Linked DNA regions of Homo sapiens: region 1 is linked to region 2. Evidence: chromatin contacts called from ENCODE Hi-C or POLR2A ChIA-PET data. All regions are on one chromosome and are shown on one strand. The core of a region is the stretch at or near the end of the contact, and the rest is flanking DNA. Distances in the headings are between cores, read along the strand shown. Region 1 overlaps LYPD6B (LY6/PLAUR domain containing 6B). Region 2 overlaps LYPD6B (LY6/PLAUR domain containing 6B).

Evidence for each region. Hi-C counts contacts between places; a loop is a spot of excess contacts on that map. ChIA-PET counts read pairs that join two places held with the same protein, here RNA polymerase II (POLR2A).
Region 1: a map of Caco-2 shows a loop between it and region 2 (4-fold over the local background). The contact joins two enhancer-like sites. A Hi-C loop is called at or near these places in 1 of 168 maps with a recorded cell type or tissue (Caco-2). POLR2A ChIA-PET finds 5 or more read pairs at or near these places in 2 of 52 experiments (BJ and Panc1).

Annotation. Positions count from the first base shown.
Region 1 is chr2:149,168,420-149,171,119 of GRCh38, reverse strand. The region is part of intron 3 of LYPD6B (LY6/PLAUR domain containing 6B); the gene reads right to left. Among named protein-coding and RNA genes, the nearest start is that of LYPD6B, 130 kb to the right of the region's middle. Within about 2 kb of position 1,264, at least 4 of the 41 ENCODE cell types and tissues checked have a DNase peak (open chromatin) inside an H3K27ac peak, as active enhancers do.
Region 2 is chr2:149,123,992-149,126,691 of GRCh38, reverse strand. All of the region lies in intron 1 of LYPD6B (LY6/PLAUR domain containing 6B), which reads right to left. Among named protein-coding and RNA genes, the nearest start is that of LYPD6B, 87 kb to the right of the region's middle. Within about 2 kb of position 1,436, at least 2 of the 41 ENCODE cell types and tissues checked have a DNase peak (open chromatin) inside an H3K27ac peak, as active enhancers do.

The DNA of each region.
Region 1 (2,700 bases), core at 15-2,514, 45 kb before region 2:
AGAGTGGCTGCTCCCACCTGCAACCAGGTCCTATCTCACACTGACCCGACAGGACATGCTGTCAAACTGCCAGGGCTTCAGGATCACCACTTGTTTTATTTTCACAGCTACTAATTATTTCATACATGCCTGCTTATAAAACATTTATTTTTCTTAGTTCTCAGGATTCAAGATGAAGAAGATAAAGTTCCTGCCCCAAGAAGCTCTGTATAAAGTCTAAAGGGCCTGGGATTAATTCTGTGTTGTTTAATGATGTATTTCAAGTGCCTGAAGACAAAGAAAGGTGACAGAATAGCTGTTAGAATAGTGACTGTTGGTTTTATTTAAACCTAGGAAGGATTAGTTGGGAATTTGTAGAAAAAAGGTAGGATTTTCTATTAACCCACAAACTTACATTCAGCATTCTGCCTTGAGTACTTTCTTTTGATTTTCTACATGCCAGGTTTTCCCATAAACCATAATGTTTCAAAATACAGCTCCTACTCAAAGCTATGTGTCTCTAGATCTGTAATAAATATAAATATTAAGACTTTTGAAATAAACTAAACCTTGAAATGAACTGAACACACATGCCTATCAATATTGATTTCTATAACTACCCATACATCCAAATTTAATCCAGGACAATCCAGTCTCACATTTGTCTCCCAAATCAGGCACAACAGGACATAGCACAGAGAACAGAATATAGCACAGAGAACAGTGACGTGATAGAAGACAGATGGTATTTGTAAAATGGAAATGACTCCAGCTGCCTTTCAATAGTCCTCATCTATGATGGCATATGTCAAGTGTGAAAGCCCTCTCAGCACTGTCACAAGAACAAGGCCTGAAAAAAGGTTTACTAAAATCCCCCATGAATACTGAGTGGTTAACATGCAACATGACTATGAAATTACAAGCAAGAGGTACAGGCAAATAACTATCCATTTTCATAGCTGTATCTTTGCCCTTGTGATCAACCAGATTAGCTGTATCATTCTGTACTGACCATTAAGATGGCCACTTTTGGCAATACTGACCAATACAATTTTTCAAATAGAGACATGGCTGAAGACCTGGGCCTATGAAATATCTTTCCAGAAGGATCCACAGCTTCCATGTCCAAGGCACATTTATATAATTCATATTACTAAACAGAAACCTTGGCCCTAGACTCCCATTGCCTGGAGATTTTTATTCAGTGGAAACCAAAATGTACCAGCCTGGATGACTCAGGGGGAGTGGTAATGATGGGATGAGTAATCGTTCTCTTGAAGTTGCTAGTTAGGATAAGAACAGTTGTTCATTACCTGGCGGGACAGGTTTCTCAGGCTGGCAGGGAACAGAACAAATAAATCAATGTCGCTTTCCTCCCTAACATCTTAAAACCCTGTATTTAAAGTCTGCATTTCAGCTCACAACTCAAGGAAGACAATCCCCAGAACTATCCATCTGGCCTCTGGTGATAACAGGGATCGACTGATAGGTGAAAAATGGAAGAGAAGAGATTTGTAACTTCAGTTTCAGGAGAAAAATCCTATGGGAACACTAGCTGGTTGTCTCTCTTAGGTCACTCCCTTGGTTATTTTAGGAATCCCTTGTATACAACTAATGCAGTGTCTTTTTGAAACAAGCCAAACACATATGTTGACAAGGAACAGTAAAAGCCTCTAAAATGGCAGTCCAGTTTAAAGACTTGACAATTGAGAACCTTATCCCCTTCAAAGTCATGCTCCAATCAGACTACCAGAGTAACACTTCCTCCTGTTTAGTCAATCAGGACTACAAATGCCTGCCAGCTTTGCTTTTTAGTAGGTTTAGTTAATTAACATGAGTTTGCCTTTGGCTTTTGCTAACATTGCCTGTTTTGGGGAAGAGACATGTCCAAGAGAAGGACATGAGTGTGATGTGTGTGTTGAAGATGGACAGGTGAGAGACAGCTAGGTCTCTCACCTAGACCCCCAAGAGCGGGTCCATGCATGAATTAGGGTATTTCCTAATTAATCTGAATTAATCATTTCCTAATTAATCTGAATCTCCTTACCATTTCCATAGTGCATTACTCAAATTTACCCTTTTTGAGGGGATATGTTAAAATACAGTTTAATTACAAATGAAGCACTATTTAAAAACCTATAGAAAATACACTGATTTAATAGATGACAAGTAACTGTCTACATAATTGTTGCCCATTAGAGTTCTGTTAGATAATACCTAAATAGGCTCATACCATGTGTGATTTTGGCAACAATCTGTTTGGGTATACTGCTAAGGCCCCAAAGTAAACTTACAAAGACTTGACCACACACTTGATCAAAGAATACCTGAGGCTTAATGCAAAAGAGAAGCTAGGCCCCTATGATCAGAGTGTGTGCTGCAGGTTATATTATTGTCCAAACACATTCATTCATTGTCTATCTGGTGGCACCACACTGGTGGTTACATAGATCTGCCATCCAGGAATAACAACCTTTACCCTTTTTGTTCTAGCAAGACCTACATTCAGAGAACAGGCATGGGGAGCCACAGCTGATAGCAGACAGAACTCAATATTCACAGCTTAAATATGGAAATGACCATGGTGAGAACAGGCAAATCAGGCATGGGCTTGTCGTATTTAGACACAGAAGAGGTTTTCATCTCCATTCTAGAAAGACTTTCTAAGGATGAAATTTCAAGGGCAGGTTAAAGTTAAATTTGGAATGTGATGCTTTGGTT
Region 2 (2,700 bases), core at 187-2,686:
AGCATGGTTGACCCTTGAACGACACAGGTTTGAACTGTGTGGATACACTTATACATGGATTTTCTTCTGCCTCTCCCACCCTTGAGATGCAAGACCCACCCCTCCTCTTTCTTTTCCTCCTCAGCTGACTCAATGTAAAGATGACAAGGATGAGGACCTTTATCCGTACTTTTCACTTTATCAATGGTAAATATATTTTCTCTTCCTTATGATTTTTGTAATAGCATTTTCTTTTCTCTGGCTCACCTTATTGTAAGAATACAACATATAATACATATAACATACAAAATAAGTATGCATTGACTGTTTATTGGTAAGGCTTCTGGCCAACAGTAGGCTATTAAGTAGTTAAGTTTTGGGGGAGTTAGAAATCATACATGGATTTTCAACCATGCAGAGGGGTCAGCACCCCTAAGCCCACCATTGTCCGAGAGTCAACTATATTCCACATCTAGAGACACTGAAATGATACTACAGAATACCAAAAGCAACCACAATATTATGAAGGCAGCCAGAAAAGAGGTCAGCAATTAGACTGACAGCTAATTTCTCAGCAGCCACACTGAAGTCAGAAGATAGTAGTTATCTTCTTTTCATTTTCACTTGCATTTGTTTAATTATGAAGAGTTTAAGCATCTCTTCTCAAGTTCAAGGGTCAGTTGTACTTATTTACTTATAAACTGACAGTAGTTATCTTCAAAGTGGTAGGAGAAAATAAGTCTTAACTAGAACACCCAATGAGGAAATTTTTTAAGAATGAGAAAGAAATATATTTTCTTATACACAAAAACAGAGGAGTTTACTATCAACAAAACTTCAAAAGAATATCTAAAGACCTTACTTTAGGAAGGAGGAGATAAGGAATGTCAAGGATTAGAAAAGTTGGTATATAGGTAGGTAATCTTAAATGAGTATTTTTAAAACGTCTCTGTAAAACAAAAAATATTTACACTGTGATGGTAAAAGGAGTCAGAACTAAAATATCAGGCAACAATAGCATATAATTCAAGAGAGAGTGATTGGAGTTAAGGTACTCGAAGATGCCTGAGTTCTTTGGAAATGGGGTTAGGATACCAACTTTATTCACAGTGGGAGAAAGTGGTATCATAGACCTAATCCACCAAGACCTCAAGCCAGGACTTCCTCACCACTTTCCCTCCTAACCTAATCCACTCCAGCCAAGCCTGTCCTCCACATTTGTGATGGGGGAGAGGTTGACTTGTTTCCTGACAGAATTAAATTCTCCAGAGAATTCCATGGCCCCTGGAGGCAGGGTGGCTTCCCTGGGTGGAAGAGGGGCTTAGAGCAAAGAAAAACCCTCCAGGAAGAGGAAAGAGTGTTTTGGCAGCTTAAACTTTCAGCTGTGTCTAGAGAGTAATCTACTTATCCTAACTTGCAGGCCAGGTGTGGCTTTGTTTGTGAAGGGCTTTGTCGGGGCCAGGCGTTGTTTGACTTTGGCAAACAGGGTTGGAGATTAGTGATTTGTGACGTTACAGCACTGACTGGGAGGTAAGATGTGTTTGAGTTCCTGGGTTTTACCAATCCAGAGGTTTGGGATGGCGGAAATGAGGCAACATGAAAAGTTTCTGTTTGACTGGGAGAACCCAATTTCCTCCTGGAATTTTTCTGCTAGATGCAGTCTGACCACATCGATCCACACCAACTTGCTTCTTAGAAAATAATAAATCACAGAAAGATCATCCTTCAAAGGCTTCTTTGTAACCTGGTTGCTGAGCCTGGGTCTACCTGAATGTTGGGCTGTAGGAAAATGACCTACAGAAGCTTCTTGTGGCCATTTCTTCATCACATTCCCTGATAACTTGGACAGTGGGGTTGGTACAGGGAGCGGGAGGTGGGAAAAGAGTTGGGGATGAGCAACACTGCAATTGGAACCTAACTTGTAGAATTCGGGCTCCTTTTTACGTAATCCTAAAGCAAGCAAGTAGAAAGGTCTGTTGGCCGGGGAAAAAAAATGCATAACACATTTAAGTGCCAGTTCCAAATTATTTATGAACTATCTAATATTTTCATGGGCTCTATTTCTGATGAACTCCATTAGAGGGATTAGTGAGCAGTGGCAATAACGGCTAATAGTTGCCCGGCTAATGCAACTTCAGGACTGTTAGAAGTGATGCTACTCTCGTGGGTTGCTGAGGACAACCCTAGTTGAGAATGCTGAGCTACTCCAGCATGCACACCTGTTCGTTGTATCGTGTGATGCCCACTTAACATCACGGGTTTCAGAACCCCTGCCAAAAAAACAGACCACGCACTTATCACTAAACACACCTTTACGTGGGTTTTCCACATGCACATAATTGCCCTGAGCATTGATAACAATTATCTGCTATATGCAAAGAGGAGATAATGTTCTCTGCCCAGTGGAACAACCGTCATTGATAATTACAAGGTAGTTGGTCTCGGCCCCAGAAAGGACTATATATTGGCATCCCCCAAGAAGTGTTGTATTTATAAGCCATATTCTTGGAGGGGTTAGTGCAGTGAGGAATTAAAAGGACAAGACATTCTTTAATATTTTCAACAAAGGGAATTAGTACTTCAGAAAATGAGTGAGTAAATATCTATGAGAGTTCAGTATGCTGTTTGGTTACAGTAAAAATAGGAAGAATGGCCCTTGGATTCCACAGGAGTGGGTCCTTAACTAGAAAAGCATACAGCAAAGGAGCCCGGGGGGCCTTC